Linked DNA regions of Homo sapiens: region 1 is linked to region 2. Evidence: read pairs that join two places in POLR2A ChIA-PET (ENCODE). Cell type or tissue: PC-9. All regions are shown on one strand.

Evidence for each region. ChIA-PET counts read pairs that join two places held together with the same protein. Peaks named below come from ENCODE experiments on the same cell type or tissue, not always from the same donor. Only the 100,000 strongest peaks of a DNase experiment are listed, where the experiment ranks them.
Region 1: POLR2A ChIA-PET joins it to region 2 with 17 read pairs; 2 of 35 experiments call an interaction of 5 or more read pairs at or near these places.

Annotation. Positions count from the first base shown.
Region 1 is chr6:129,397,190-129,405,189 of GRCh38, reverse strand. LAMA2 (laminin subunit alpha 2) reads right to left here. Exons shown (of 65, transcript NM_000426.4): 38 at 3,850-3,966; 39 at 2,703-2,866; 40 at 1,231-1,369. Among named protein-coding and RNA genes, the nearest start is that of ARHGAP18, 310 kb to the left of the region's middle. In PC-9, no CTCF peak of the experiment used is centred here; no DNase peak of the experiment used is centred here.
Region 2 is chr6:129,486,891-129,494,890 of GRCh38, reverse strand. LAMA2 (laminin subunit alpha 2) reads right to left here. Exons shown (of 65, transcript NM_000426.4): 57 at 2,814-2,990; 58 at 2,408-2,576. It overlaps LOC102723409 (a long non-coding RNA gene), which reads left to right. Exons shown (of 8, transcript XR_001743860.2): 8 at 599-2,409. Among named protein-coding and RNA genes, the nearest start is that of ARHGAP18, 220 kb to the left of the region's middle. RefSeq lists an enhancer at 3,120-4,319. In PC-9, no CTCF peak of the experiment used is centred here; DNase peaks (open chromatin) are centred at 1,360, 3,740 and 4,210; H3K4me3 peaks cover 1,282 bases; H3K27ac peaks cover 4,400 bases.

The DNA of each region.
Region 1 (8,000 bases), 90 kb after region 2:
ATAATCATACAATAAAACAGGTGAAATGAAAATGGTGAACTTGAAATTAGGGTCTTTAAAATAGAAAATTATCTAACAGAAGATGGATTAAAATTTAGTTTAGATTTGAAAAGTAGATTCATTCTGAAAGGATAACTGAACATAGAAATGCTTCTGCAATGATCATGCCACTATTTTGAATAAGAAGTCAACAGAACATATGGCATTAGTAGGGCTCACTCAAGAGAAACCAAAAACAGTACAAATTGCTCATAGAATATGATGTTTCATTATGATCACAAAATGAACCTGCTAAGACTGGTTCATTTAGGGGATATCTCTAATATCCCCTAAATCCTAGAAAGTATTTTTGCCCAACACTGAAGCAAAGAAAATATTGATCAGTTTCTTTAACACCACTGCTTATGTGTATTTCACTCACAGTCAAATGTCCAATCAGATTTCTCCCCCAAAAAATTCTCATGTGTTTGGTAGGTTCTATGTGAAACAAAATAAATAAATGATGGTTCTGAACATTTTATTCAGGATGATTCCTATGAGATTTTTTTAACCTGAAATAGTACTACCAACTTACTATCACACAACTCATGTACAAAATGTTGCTTTACATCTAAAGCATAAAGATTTGTCACCATTGAAGGCATTCAAATAATGTGATAGAACTTGGAATGCCCAAACTCTAAAATACTTGTTCCAAATGTATTACGAACAATGATTGTAGCCAAAGGTTAAGAGCTTTTTAATTCAAAAATTCATAAAAATTCATTAATTCATAAACATGGTATAAATTGTTTAGAAGCATATGATCCAGTATGTTTTTATTAAAAAGTGAATTTTATAGCCAAACTTCATATGTAACCAATTTGTGTGTGATTATATACAATGGTTACTTTTTTTTCTTTTTTACTAATGCCATTTGAGATAATGGTGATAAAATTCCCTATCCAGAGTGTTGTCTTTGCCTGTTTTATTTTGTGAGTTGGTAGCACAAACTTGCTTGGTTTCTGAGATAATTTTAAGACCCTAACAGTGGTAGTGGGTGACTGAGAAAAGAGTTCTGCTATAATTATAGCATACCGAGAATTTATTTTAGGCAAATTTTAAAAGAGGTCTTCAAAAATAACCCAAAACAAATATACCAATTTACTGGGATTTTCCAGACTGACTTACATTTGAAAAATTCAAAAAGGTTGACTTCCATTCCCAGCACATGTGCCATTTGTTTCTTACCAGTTTTGTAGCTTCATGTGCAAGATCTTTGGCTTCTTTGGCAACTTTCTCAGCTTCATCAATATAGTCCTTAATATTGCTGTAAGCTTTGAAGGCTGCAGTGGCATTGAAGGAGATGTTTTTAGCCTCATCAAGGATTCTGGTGGGATGATTCAAAAAAGGAATGTCAGGGCACTCAATGGTACTCAAATGAAGAACGTCCTAATTATATGAAATCTGGCTTCCAAATGATCATGGCCAATATATCTATGACAATTCCAAATAATAGTGAAGTATCTACTTATTATATTGTCCTATAGTTTTCTATAACCTAAACTTATATTTCTAATAATTCAGCTATGAAATACTACCAACATATCTTAAATACCCATAGCATCCTCCAAAAGTCTCTGCAACCAGGTGCTCTAGCAGGTGTGTGATATGAGACAATTCTTCACCTTATTTGTGAAGCATGCTGTGAGATTCAGAGCACTTGTACTACATTACTGGAATTAATTTCACAAAATCTTTCTGGGGTAGGTGCACTTCCCAGAAGAGACCAAGTGAATTTCAGAAGGTTAAATGGCCTGTTTCAGGCCAAATGACCAATATGTCCCCAAGTAAGGACTTAGAGCCTGGATCTGATGATACCTAGCTTTGTGTTTCATCTGCCACCCACCCTTCATTATAAAGTGGCAAAAGTTTGACATAAAATAAAATGATAGTTCATATATTGTCCAAGGTCTTCAAACATTAGCATTTTTTCTTTATAACAGTAAGTATTAAGTATGAGAACAAAGCTTTGCATGTGATGTAGATTTATCTGGGCAAATTATTCTTGGGGCTAATAGCACCGCTATTAAATTACGACAATCCCAAAATTGTAGGAAAAGCATATCAGTTATACACAGAAGGCTGTTTGTAAGTCAAATGTATACTTCCCTCTTTACTCTCCCTCCTATGACCTTTGTAATAATCCCAGCTAGAATAAGCTGCTATTTTACAGGAGAAAATGTAATGTCTCCCTGGAGCTTAAAAGAGGAAAAATAAAAAAGACTTAAAGACTACGTATGGGGCCAAATTTTCAAAAGCCATCCTTTTAACAATAAATTGTTTTGATTCCATTAGAAACATGAAACTGAAATTTGAAACAGAATGTATTTTCATATATGTTATTTAAAATGCTAATAAGGCAACCACTGTGCTTTTTAATAAAGAACAGAAAATAATTTTTTCTAAGTGTAGCCTAGGGCTATGTTCACTTCCTACTAAGCCATATTTGAGTCTACTTGTAAATCAGACTTTTGATGCTGCTGTAGCAAAGCTTTGCCCAGACCCTCCTAATTAAGCCTATCCACAGAAAGGCCATATAGCTAGTGTGTTCATAATTAACAGAAATCAGGATTTGAAAATGATTCTCTACTATTTATGCTAGTCAAAACCTTTGGACAAGCATCAAAATACACAAACATTTCCAAAAACAAATGACATACCCATCAAGGACAGCAGATGAGTCATTCAACTGAGCTGCGTGGCTCTCAGCCTGGGACACCTTCTCAGCAAGCTTCCTGTCCTTTATTTCTTGGGAGAGGTCATCTATTTTATCATTAAGCTCCTCAGACATAGGTGGCAATTTAGTTTGGATGTCTTCAACATACTGATATGTAGAGAAGAGGGCATTTTAAGCAAGTGAATTCAAGCCTCCTCTCTTTTACTAATTTCTCTATGAGACATAACTACACGTTTAGTTTAGTTTTTTTTTTTTTTTTTTTGAGACAGAGTCTTGCTCTGTCACCCAGGCTGGAATGCAGTGGTGCGATCTCAGCTCACTGCAACCTCTGCCTCCCTGGTTCAAGCAATTCTCCTGCCTCAGCCTCCTGAGTAGCTGGGATTACAGGTGCCCACCACCACACCCAGCTAATTTTTTGAATATTTAATAGAGACGGGGTTTCGCCATGTTGCCCAGGCTGGTTTTGAACTCCCGAGCTCAGGCAGTCTGCCCACCTCGGCCTCCCAAAGTGCTGGGATTACAGGCATGAGCCACCGTGCCTGGCCCACATGTTTAGTTTTAAAATGAAACTTCAAACTTACTAACATAGCAAAAAGAATAGAGAATTAAAGTCATTATTTAATGGAATAGACTAGGAAATTTAAGAAACCAACTTAGACCAAGAAAAGCCTATCTATTTAAACAATGCCACTTCATAGGTATACATGTCATTAGGATCTCTTAGGCCATTTGCATTTCTATGACCACATATCACTCTATGTAATGCATTAGACATTACATGTTAAAAGCCTGTTTGTAAATTTACATTTGTCTTTTAACTAATGTTATATAAATATTGAAGCAGATTGTAAGTGCTGCTCTAGGAACAAGAAATGTCCTTCATCGCTGTGGACAAAAACAGATATGTGTGAATGTGTGAGTACACTTACACAAACACTCATGTCCATTGGGAGAACAAAGTGATATTCCAGTTGTCACCAATAGATAGGCATGGTCACAGTAGAATAATGCAAAAATAATTTTATCTCCACAAGAAAACAAGTACTAGTATTTGCTTCTATTACTGAGCTTTCTCATCGGCTCCCATTTATTCATTATCATCTCTCTTTTGAGTTTTACCCAATACTCACGTCTATGATGGAGTTGATTTCATCTGCAAGACGGTTGGCTTCATCGAGTATGTCATTGCCCTCTTTTAAAGTGTTCTCAATTTGTCGTTTGCCGCTTTCAACAGCCTCCTTCTTTTTCTGTAGACCATTATGAACAAGACATCAAAATTGCATTTTCATAAAATCCTACCCCTTGTATTCCTGACTTTCCTGAGCTGTTTGAATAAAAGCTTAGCAAAAAAGGTACATCATGTTGAAATGTGGCTAGATGAGAAAAATATAAACTACTTAGCCAGTCCTTGAAGAGTTCTTCTATGTAGAGGCTTGTACAGGTTATTTCTTCTTCTCATTGTGAGAAAGTCATCCAAGCGAAGAAAAGTTATGCGATACTAGTTAAGGAATTAAAACTACTTTTAAAGAAAGATGGAGCATCCATTTCTAACTAAAATATAAGTGCTGAATAGTTATATTGGTACTACATATTGAATTCTAGAATCTATATACAAATGAGTACTTTGTGAGCATAAACATAAGCAGATGTATTCAATGGGAGTTCTGTGAAATTTGAAGTGAGATTTTTAAGGAAACTTAGGGAAAATACTTTTTAAGAAATAGAGAAACCATCACATGGAAGAATCAACCTAATGGACTGTTTCATGAGAGAATAGATTATAATTTTTCTTTGGAACATATAGCTTGTCTCAAAAGTACATGAAACTCAATCCTGGCCTAGAAGAGTAAAATCAGTGAGAGACAAATATTGCTATTTCTCCATTTGGGGTCTATTTTTTACTTATTTTATTCTTTATACTTCTGATTCATTCCTATTCCTGAAATCACCATTCTACCTACAGATTTAACTGCATCAATTATAATTTTAAGCTTTGACCACTTATAGTTTTTTTCTATAGACAATAATGCTAATTCATTTAGATCTCAATATGTGCCAGACAGTTTGTAAGCATTTTGTTATTCCAATCTTTGGATCCCATGTTGATCACTTTTTACATAAGTGGGAAATTGAATAAGTAAAGGGCAGTGGCCTGAATGTCTGTGTCCCCTGAAAATTCATATGTTGAAATCCTAATCCTCAAGGTGATAGGATTAGGAAGTGGGGCCTTTGGAGGTGACCAGGTCATGAAGCAGAGACTTCATAAACGGGATTACTGCCCTTATAAAAAAGACCTGAAGGAGCTTGTTCATCCTTTTACCATGTGAGGACACAGTGAAAACGGTGTCTATGAACCAGAAAGTGGTCCCTCATCAGACACCAAATCTGCCAATACTTTGATCATGGATTTCCCAGCCTCCAGAACCATAAGAAATAAGTTTTGATTGCATATAAGCCACTCAGTTTTTGGTCTCTTGCTATAGCAGCTCAGATGAACTAAGATATTAAATGATTCCTTTAAGGTCACATAGTACAGTGTGATTAAGATTTAAACCCCTGTCTACTTAATGATAGATCCTGGGTCCTTGACTACGAAAATACTATCTCTTCTATTATAGAAATCACAGTTTTAAAATTTGCACTGAGCTAGTGCTAATTTCATACCCTTCTTTCCTTCCCTTCACCGACCAATTCAGTATGTTGCCAGGTACATACAACTAGTTCCTGCCTCTAAGCCTTTGCACTTGCAGATATTCCCACTATGTGCTCTTCCTACTCTTTGGCTTGTGTCCTCCCTCCATTCTGGTAATAGCCACTCCTCTGATTACCTATCTAAAATAGCACCTATCCTTGTCTCAATCATTCTCTATGTACTAGGGCACAGTGATTAAAAGCTACATCCAAGTGACAGCCCTTCTGGTTTGGGATCACAGCTCTGCTCACTCCCAAGCTATGAAACCTTAAGGAAGTAATTTACCTTCATACAAAATGTTTAGTCCCTCCCTACTCAATGTGCAGCCCATTCACCAGCAGCATCAGCGTCACCTGGAAGCTCATTAGAAATGCATAATCTCAATCCATTCCTGGGAACTACTGACTCAGAATCTGCACTTTAACAAGAACCCCACATGATTGATAGACATTGTAAAATTGGAGAAGAATTAGCTTAGAACACTGCCTGGCACCCAGTAACACTGTAATTTTAACTATTATAATTACCTTATTTTGTTCTTCTTAGAACCCATTTATCTGAATTATATTCTACAGAGTGGTAGAAACATAGACAATATTATTTTCTTTTTTATATAGATTGATTCGTCTTGATTACTTTTGCCGGGAGTTGCTAAAAACAAAGATTAGGTAATAAAAATCAGAAATACCAATGCATCACAGATACATGTACAGGGACTAGCAGAAAGGCACAGCCTGTTGAACTACACATTGTTAATGAAGGACAACACATTGAATCTATTATGCAATATCATGCAACATACCATTTATTACATATCAGTAAACAACTTATGTTTATCAGCCCGTGCATCCAGACTTTATGGTCGTAGCTTATGCTTATTTATTGACTTAGTGACTGTCTCCTGCACTGTAACACAAATTCCATAAAGACAGTTTTATATATCACTATCTCTAGTATGTAGATGAGTTTCCTCAATAAATATTTTTTAATAAATAAATAAAAATGGGTCAGGCACGGTGGCTCATGCCTGTTATCCCAGCACTTTGGGAGGCCAAGGCAGGTGGATCACCTGAGGTCAGGAGTCCGAGACCAGCCTGGCCAACATGGTGAAACCTCGTCTCTACTAAAAATACAAAATTAGCTGGGTGTGGTGGTGCATGCCTGTAATCTCAGCTACTTGGGAGGCTGAGGCAGGAGAATCACTTGACCTGAGAGGTGGAGGTTAAAGTGAGCCAAGATTGCACCATTGCAATCCAGCCTGGGTGACAAGAGCGAAACTCTGTCTCAAAAAAAAAAAAAAAAAAAAGAAAAGAAAAGAAAGAAAAAAGAAAATGAAGTCCATTCCTGGGACTTGTGCTGCTGACACTTGGCTCATTCAGCTACTCCCATCACTAATTCAGGGGAAGTTTTGATATGTCATTCACTCTTCACAGACAACAAATGTGGGAAGAGTCCCAATGTCCCTGATTACAATCTCCCTGATTACAAGTCATATCTTATCTTCCAAGGGTCTAACATTCTTTTACACAACTGCCAATTTTAGCCCTTAGCTTTTGTATGAGCTGACTTAAAGTATAGCATGTACAGAAACACAAGAATCTTTTACAACATGGCTTGTTTGAATTAATGGATCAAGGTAATTTAAAATGCTGTGCCACTGGAAACAGGGAAGATATTTCCACACGTGTGTTAATTGAAGAGCTATATATATTTTGATTTCAATAAAGTAGTGAGTTAGAATCTTTTGTAAAAGCAAAGATCAAAATGTGCTTCTTAGCATACTCAATCAGAAATGATGATCAAGAGGTTAAATAATTTTTTTTTTTTTTTTTTTTTTTTTCTGAGACGGAGTCTCACTCTGTCGCCCAGGCTGGAGTGCAGTGGAGCAATCTTGGCTCACTGCAAGCTCTGCCTCCCAGGTTCACACCATTCTCCTGCCTCAGCCTCCCGAGTAGGGACTGCAGGTGCCTGCCACCACGCCTGGCTAATTTTTTTTATTTTTGTATTTTTTTTTAATTTTCATTTTCAGTAGAGATGGGGTTTCACCATGTTAGCCAGGATGGTCTCGATCTCCTGACCTCATGATCCTCCTGCCTCAGCCTCCCAGAGTGCTGGGATGAGGTTAAATAAATTTTAGAGGTGTCTTGTTTTCAGATTAGATACTGATGGGTTCTAGCTTTGAACCGAGAAAAGATGGAAATTTGGAGCTCACAAATATTGACAAAAGTATAGAGTATCTGGGTTTGTTCTATGGCACTTTATTTATTCACGGAAAACAATCTGTTTTGCCTTTGCTAGATACTGTTCTAGGATTGGGGGATGTGAGGAAGAACACATGTTCCTCATGGCTTGTGTGGAGGAGAGATAAAATGAATGAGTAAATTAATGTATAATATATTCTTAAAGAAAGATTAGATGAGTACAATAAAAACAAAGAGAGGCACAGATAGAAAATGATGTAGCATATAAAATACCTAAGATAGGAAACTTAGAGTATTTAAGAAACAGAAAGAAGGCCTATGTATAGGGAGAATTATTCTACAAAAAGTATGGCATAAGTATAATTGCTCAATTATTGTTTGGATATGA
Region 2 (8,000 bases):
TCTTCAACTGAAAACATGTTTATGAGTCTGAGAAACACATGATTTTCAGGTATATGAGGGTGAAGAGGAGGATCATTAACCTTACCTTTGCTAAGCAAAGATCTAACCTGTGGCTGAATTATGAAAGAGCTGAGGAAACATTCTGAAATCCATGTGGCAGATCTCAGGAATGCTTTAGGATGAAATCAACTCCTGGAACTAACCCCCCATGACTGACAGCTTTCCACTTGCTAGCTGTGTGATCTTAGGTATTTTCCTTTGTGAAATATAATACTTCTGGCAATATAAATAAATGTAAATAAAACAATAGGGTGGGAATAAAATGAAATAACAGATATGAAATGCCTGGCAGAGTACTGGACACATAGTAGTTATTCACTAAATGCAGGGATTCCTCAGAGTGTCTATGTGGGTATGCTTTTTCCAGTTTTCAGATAACTTCCGCATACATTATCCCATTTGATTTTTCATAACTCTATGTTGTAGGCAAGATAGATGAAATATCTCTATTTTACAAAGGATGAAAGGATGCTTGGAGTAAATAACCAGTTTTCTTGAATGATGGTTATCTGGCCTCTCATTGAATAACTATTTCTAGTGCAAGGAGCACATTGCTCAACCAATTCCATCGTGGACACTAAGGAAGAGAATGAGATATTCAAGAGTTTTCAAGATCTGCACTCAAGACAACATTGCCCACCCATTACTGGTATGGAATATAACCACAACACATGAGCTGTAAAGAGTGTAGTGACTGTGACCATCTTTGTTGTATTGGTGATAAGAATGTAAATTGGCATAGCCTGTGGAAGAAACAATTCAGGTATGTGTATTGAAAACCTTAGACATATTCATCTTTTGGCCTTATAATTTCCTAACTACTTATCTATTTTAAGAATAACTGGAAATAATGAAAAAGCTTGATGCATAGAGGAGCTCATCAGAGTATAGTTTCTAATAGTGAAAAACTGGAAACACTCTCAATAGCCTACCATGGTCTATTAAAAGTAGAATAAATTGGAAAGGCAGAGTGTTCCAGAGATAAGGAGTCAGACTTTGGAGTCTGACTCGCTAGAATAAAATTCTTACTCTGCCTTTTACTAGTGGTGTGAGTGGGTTGGTTGCTTAAGATAGCTAATTCTTATTAACTCGACTAAAAGTAGAAAGACTATATTTTACAGAGCCGTTATGAGAATTACATATAATATTGAATGAAAATTGTTTAGCCCTGGGCTGGTGAAAGTACTCATTATTATCATTACTACATAGTACTTATGCCATTTATTAAACGTTCAGTATATGTGAGTCATTGAACAAACATTATCTTTTAAAACTCTGATACAAAGTCTTTGATGTCTGTGCTGTTAATATCCTCATTTGACAGATGAGGAAACAGAAATAGTCTATGGCCAAATCACCCTGAAAGCATCCGATCTTTTCTGATCTCAAAAGCTAAGCAGGGTTGGGCCCGGTTAGTACTTGGATGGGAAACTGAGAAATAGATTGGACAGGTAGCTTTCCCAAATTCACACAGATGGTCGGTTACAGTGCTGGGATTTGAATACCAGCAGTCTGACTTGAGCCCATGCTCTAATCAAGGCTATATGACCTCCAATACTATAAAATAGTTGTGTGTCTCTGTGTGTATATATACTTAACATAAAATCATATTAGACATACACATTTATATGATGTTTAGATACAGTTTTTATTTATTTATTTATTTTTATTTTTTGGAGATGGAGTCTCGCTCTGTTGCCCAGGCTGGAGTACAGTGGCGTGATCTCGGCTCACTGCAACCTCCGCCTCCTGGGTTCAAGCGATTCTCCTGCCTCAGCCTACTGAGTAGCTGGGACTACAGGTGCACACCGCCATGCCAGGCTATTTTTTTGTATTTTAGAAGAGACGGGGTTTCACCGTGGTTGCCCAGGCTGGTCTCGAACTCCTGAGCTCAGGCAATCTGCCTGCCTTGGCCTCCCAAAGTGCTAGGATTACAGGCGTGAGCCACCGCGCCTGGCCTAGAAACAGTTTTAGTGGTGTATTACTAGTTTCTAAAAACAGGACACCAAATTGTATACAAGGTAGGACATCTACTATGCAGATAAAAGGGCCTGGAAACCAACATGGTTGCCTCTGTCATGGTATTATAAGTGTCTTTTATTCATGATTCTGGATATTTCTGTGTTTTCCAACATTTCAACTGAAAATGTACTGTTTTGTAAACAAAATTGAAGATGGAAATATAGGTAAGTCATTCAATGAAGATGTAAGAATAGGTTTAGATAGGTTATATTTCTTTCAATTCTAATATCAGAGTGTACTAGATATCCTGAATAATCTTCCTTCTGAAATGACTCAGAATACTGGGTAAAAATTAGAAAGCAATGGGGATAATATAAACACTTACATGTGTCAGAACTGGGGTGGGCGTAGGAAAGGCTGGGGTGGGAACTGGCTCAGGCTGGATAACTATTTCAGCTGGAGCTGCTCCATCTTCATCTTCACGGAGTTTCTGATGGGCACAGCGACCAATGTCAGCATTTTTGAAGGACACAGGCCTTGCAAAGTCCATGGGGCTAATAGAATGTAATAAATAAGATTTTTTTATTTTCGTTTTTTTGCTTCCTTACAATTAAGCCCAATCCCCGCATGCCTTTTTAAGTCCATTAGTGTGCTTTTCTCAGTCTAAGTTGAAGATCCTCATTGTTTCCCTCCTCCCCTGCATAGCTGTAGACAATGTAGATGCATTGGGACCCCTAATAGCAAGAAATAAAAATAAAAAATTAGTAGTAGTAATGAGGAGATCCACTTACACAGAGTTAATAACAAGATTCCATATGCAGCCTTCAAAAGGAGGAATATTTCTGAGTGGGGAAGGTTGAAATTCAGGTGGAGCACCCCCAACGAAAAGCTTTTTAACTTCGATAGGCTGTTCAACTGTCAGGTTTTGCATGTATCTTCTGTTTTCATCCACTTGAACTGTAAAGATGCTGATAAAATATTAAAAATAAACAAGTATAAGTCACATCTGATTCAATACAGTTGGAAATCAAATTCTTTCCTGCCACCCTTCACCCCTCTCAACCATAGCTTTTAAGGGAGCCAAAATTGGATGCTTAGGAATTCTACACTAAGCAAACGCTGTTCTCAGGATCTCGTTCCATGACTCCCTCGTTCACTCTTCCTGAAAGTTTACTGAAACCAGGTCATGGCGCACTGCAACATTAGCCTCTTGTAGAGCTGACAACAGCGCTGTGCAGCCCAACACATGAGCCTGTGAGAACTGAGGCTTCTGCAGTGTGCAGTAATGTCTAACCGTATAAGGGTTGGCAGGTTTAGCAAAGCATGGGGTCTTCCTTGGGTTGTGCTGGCTATTATCTTCTTGCTAGGGAACAAACCATGCTCCTGAGAGCTTAGATTGCAGGAATCAACAGCAAACACTTAAAGCACCTTTTATAAAGAATGTAGCTGATGGCTTTTGAATAGAAGAGGCAGGCAAGGACACCCTGCTAATTGTTCCTTGCAATGATTTTCCTTAGTGGCTGTTTCATTAATTTTCCTAATTTGCTTATGAGAGAGAACTCACACACTGCTAATTGAGAACCTCATGCTACTTATTTACAACAATCCTTGGATCCCTGGGCCAAGAATCAGAAGGAGACAAAGAGTTCTGATGAAAATGACCAAAGGCATTTTCTCTTTTGTTCCGGAAGCAAGTTTTGAGTTTCGGTCTTAACAGTCATCATGGTGCTATTAGTCATAAGCATTAGTCACTAGCCTGGGGATCATGAATGGATTACTGAAAACTTACTTCATATCTGGAGAGAAAACCGGAGTACTTGGATGGAAACCTCAGTCCTAAAGTACCCTCTTACTTGACTTTATAAAGAAGTAAAACCACATGTAGAACTGGAAAAAACAATAAGCCAGGGTAAAGATGCTCTGAATTGGCACTTTACAAGTAAGATAATTCAAAAGTAAGAGAAAGGGACAAAAAATGGATTTCGCTGTGGCTCAAAAACGTCACTGTTAAGGGGGTGAAGAAGGGACCGGTAAAATTTAGTTTCAAAGAGAAAATAGGGGGAAATGACATACTTTTGAGGTTTCTTTCTTTACCAAACTATGGAAAAATGTGTTGGCAAAACCCAGGAGGTTCAGCTTCCTTGCTAAGAGTGTCGGTGGTTTCCTGAGACGAGAATTTCAGAAAACCACTCACTTCCGGGTATGTGTGACTCACTGAGAAGCCCCTCCCCTACACTCTTTTTCCCCTTTAGCTGAAAGCAGCCTCTTCTTAGCAACATGATATCACAGGGCTTCTAAGGTTTTAATGAAGGATATAAGCCTCTGTTAAAGATTGTCCAAGGAGAGTAAATCTCTGTTCTTGATTAGAATTTTAAAAAGCTAGAGGCCTTCCTCTTTCTGGTGTAGCCTCTCTCTGTAGTGTGGTTCTGCCACAAGGACCATCATAGTGACCCTTATTTTTTTTAAACCAATTCACAGGGTGGTGATGGAGAATGAGTGTGGGCTTTCAGGAGGAACATACTGGAATTAAGTACTAGTGTGGAAGCTTACTAGCTGTGTGACCTTGGGCAAGTTATTTAATCATGCTCAGGTCCATTTCATTCATTTATAAGATGGAGATAAAAATACCTACTTCAAACAGCGGAAAATATTAATTAAGGGATTGCCCTGAGGCTGTATTACTTAAAAAGGGCATTGCTAGAAAACTACAGCTAAATCCTGCTCCTATTTTACCTTTTAGGAACATCAAATCTAGATCATTTCTTTAGTTTTTATTGAGAAGGACATTGCCAATATGTCCATTATGATTCTGGTGTGTTTTCCATTTTTAAAAAGTATTTATTTAACAGCTTTTTACTGAGGCCTGCTATGTGCAAAAAGGTACATTAAACTTTGTATTACTTTAGTATTGTAATAGGTCAGCTTTATTTTTTTTTTTTACAGTTTCAGTGGCTGATTCTTAGAGTTTCATAATTACTTGATTACTTATACCCTATTTCTTATTTGTTTGGAATGTGGGTTTAAGATTTTTTTTAAAACCATATCAGTTGGATTGCATACGTGGAAGAAGATATTAAGAGAAATGTGTCCTAATGTTTGTAATTTACATAATAAATAGAATCTAATCTTTTTTCTGTTTGAACATACTTTGGATGTTAAGAAAGAAAATATTTAGGGTTCAGTGTTAAAATCTTTATCTCATTCTGGAAACCCCAAATGACTCCTAAAATATCTCACCCTACTTCCTGACCTTTAGCCTATTTCTGTACCTGTGTGAAGAAAGCTTTCCCAGAAGAAAAACTCAGTTCAGTTGCTTGTCCTATTTGCTTAAGTAACTACTTCAGGCTCTTAGGGTTTGATGTTTTTGTCCAGTAAGAACTGCTGGCCACCAAGGCGGATGCCAGGAGAAGGATCAGAGGACAAAGCAGATATAGGAGGCAGAGGTCACTGGAGTGCCAAGAAATTAGATACCAAAGTGACTAAAGGGAGATTTTTCCAGATGAAGGGGTGGAAGGGAGAGAGAATGAGGGAGGAGGAGTAAAGAGAGGCAGAGGACAAGGGAGAAGGAGCTTCTTGAGAAGCTTGGCCCCCAGTTTGGTGAAAATCCAATTATTTTGTGAGGCGGTATTAAAGCTATCATTTTGTCCAGGATTTTAGGAAAAGAAATGATGACTGACATGCATAGTCTGAAAATCTGAAAAGTGTTGGGATAATGCAAATATCTCCAAATTAATAATCATACATCATAATCAACATTTAGTAATATAAACCTTTATGGTCACACAAAAATGTAAGAATAATCTATTGGCTGTGCATAGATGGAGGTATTTAAGTCAAATATATCATCTCATTTAATACCTGGTCCTGTTATTTGTAGTACATGATTTTGGGCAGGTTAGTTAATATTTTCTCATCTGTGATGAAAGGATGTTATTACAGATCTCACATACATTCAGAACAATGAAAACAAATCATCTTTGTCTAGTATGTGACACAAATCATGCCATAGAATAGGCATATAAAGCATTAAAAATTTTTTCTGGGTGAAGTTCTCATGGTCACTTGCGATCTCTGGTCAATCAGTTTAATGTGGCACTTGCTTATAGAGTAGATTGCATTTTAACCTTAGAGTGCCGAATGAGCCATTATGGTAGCAAATGTATTACTGTTTTGGCACAGAGTTCAGTGACTACACACTAATATGTCATATATTATCCTGTAATTAACAATGAATGGCAAAACTGTTCGTTTATATGGCCAATTAACTAAATGACTGGTTTCCAGTGATGTACTATATACTGAGCTTAATCAAATAAAGGTTGGATTGATGGTCAACAGCTGTGAAGTTGGCATAATAAAATGCCCTTCTTGAAGAAGCACCTGTTAAAAGGACATAGTGGCATAGTGGTACAATAGTGTAATGCATTTGGGAATTCCAGAATTCTTTCTCAACAAAATAACACATTTTGAGTGATTTCGGTAAACTAATTTCTCAAATCTGCAGTTACTTATTGAAATTCCTTAAAGTTTAAATGTTTTTGTTTTGTTTTGTTTTTTCCGAGTTGGAGTCTTGCTCTGTTGCCCAGGCTGGAGTGCAGTGGTGCGATCTCGGCTCACTGAAACCTCTGTCCCCCTGGTTTAAGCATTTCTCCTGCCTCAGCCTCCAGAGTAGCTGTGATTACAGGCGCCTACCACCATGTCTGGCTAATGTTTTTGCATTTTTAGTAGAGACGGGGTTTCACCATATTGGCCAGGCTGGTCTCGAACTCCTGACCTCATGATCCACCTGCCTTGGCCTCCCAAAGTGCTGGGATTACAGGTGTGAGCCACCACGCCCGGCTAAAGTTTAAATCTTTTAAAAAGTCCTTTCCGCAATGAAAAGGATTAAAGTTTGTCAAAGGGCCTAACATCTAATCTAGAAGACATGTGAAACCAGGATTCTAAAGCATTCTAAGATTCAAATGAGAGCATTCAGTTTGCATTTCTCCTCAGAGACCATGACTACAATATCTGGCTGTTAGATTAGTAAAAGTTCTCAGTTTGTCCAAATAAATGATCCCTCATTTGTCTCGATCATGGTTTCTAAACGTCTCAGTAGCCATTCTGCATGAACGCTTTGTATCAATTCATCCTACAGCCTAATCCTCTACCTAATAATAATAATAATAAAAACTGAGGAAAGCTTTGTTGTTTACTTAGAAGGTAAGAAATCTTTATTGCTTATCTAAATGTTTTCCCCAAGAGGATAATTAGTAAATGTAGGTCTTTCACTGCAGGATAGTATTGGCTTGGCTGAACTACTGCTACATATTCATACTCGTTGCATTTAAAAGTATCCTCTGTGTTTTGAGGCCTCATCAAATTGGATTTCCAGTTCTTTTCTATGTCTTCAGTCTGATAAATGGATTGCTGGCTTGGAGGTCTGAACCCCTGAAGTCTCTGGGCTTCTGTTTCTTTTTTCTCTAATTGTCCTTCTAAACTAATTATCTCTCTGAGTTGTCATACAATATTTTGATGAAAAATACAGATGACTTTCCTAATAAAGTAAGTATAAAGTATTGCAGCATTCTAAAGAAAGTCATCAGTTTGTGCATGAGTAAAGCCAATTCCCTGGCCCAGGGCTGGGGCAAGCACTCTGGTAGATTTGTAAAAAGGTGGCCAGGCTCAGGGCAGCAGTCATTTTCCTCCCCTCCCTTGATTCTGTTCCCTCAGAAAGCCACTCTGCAGGGACCCTGCAAACCTTGGGAAGGGGGACAGGGACAAGATATGCACTTAATAGGCTCAATAGGTCCTGCAGCTGCTGCCACACTCTGTATCTGTGACAGCTAAGCAGCTGCCATAACTGCTTTGGAACCTGAATGAGATAGAAACCGCCAAAGCCTGCTGGCTCCAGTGGAGCTGATTTGTGAGTTTTGCTGTGTGCATACCTTATTTGAGGAGGTAATATTTAAGAGGGGCAGAGGGAGGGATTTTTCTTA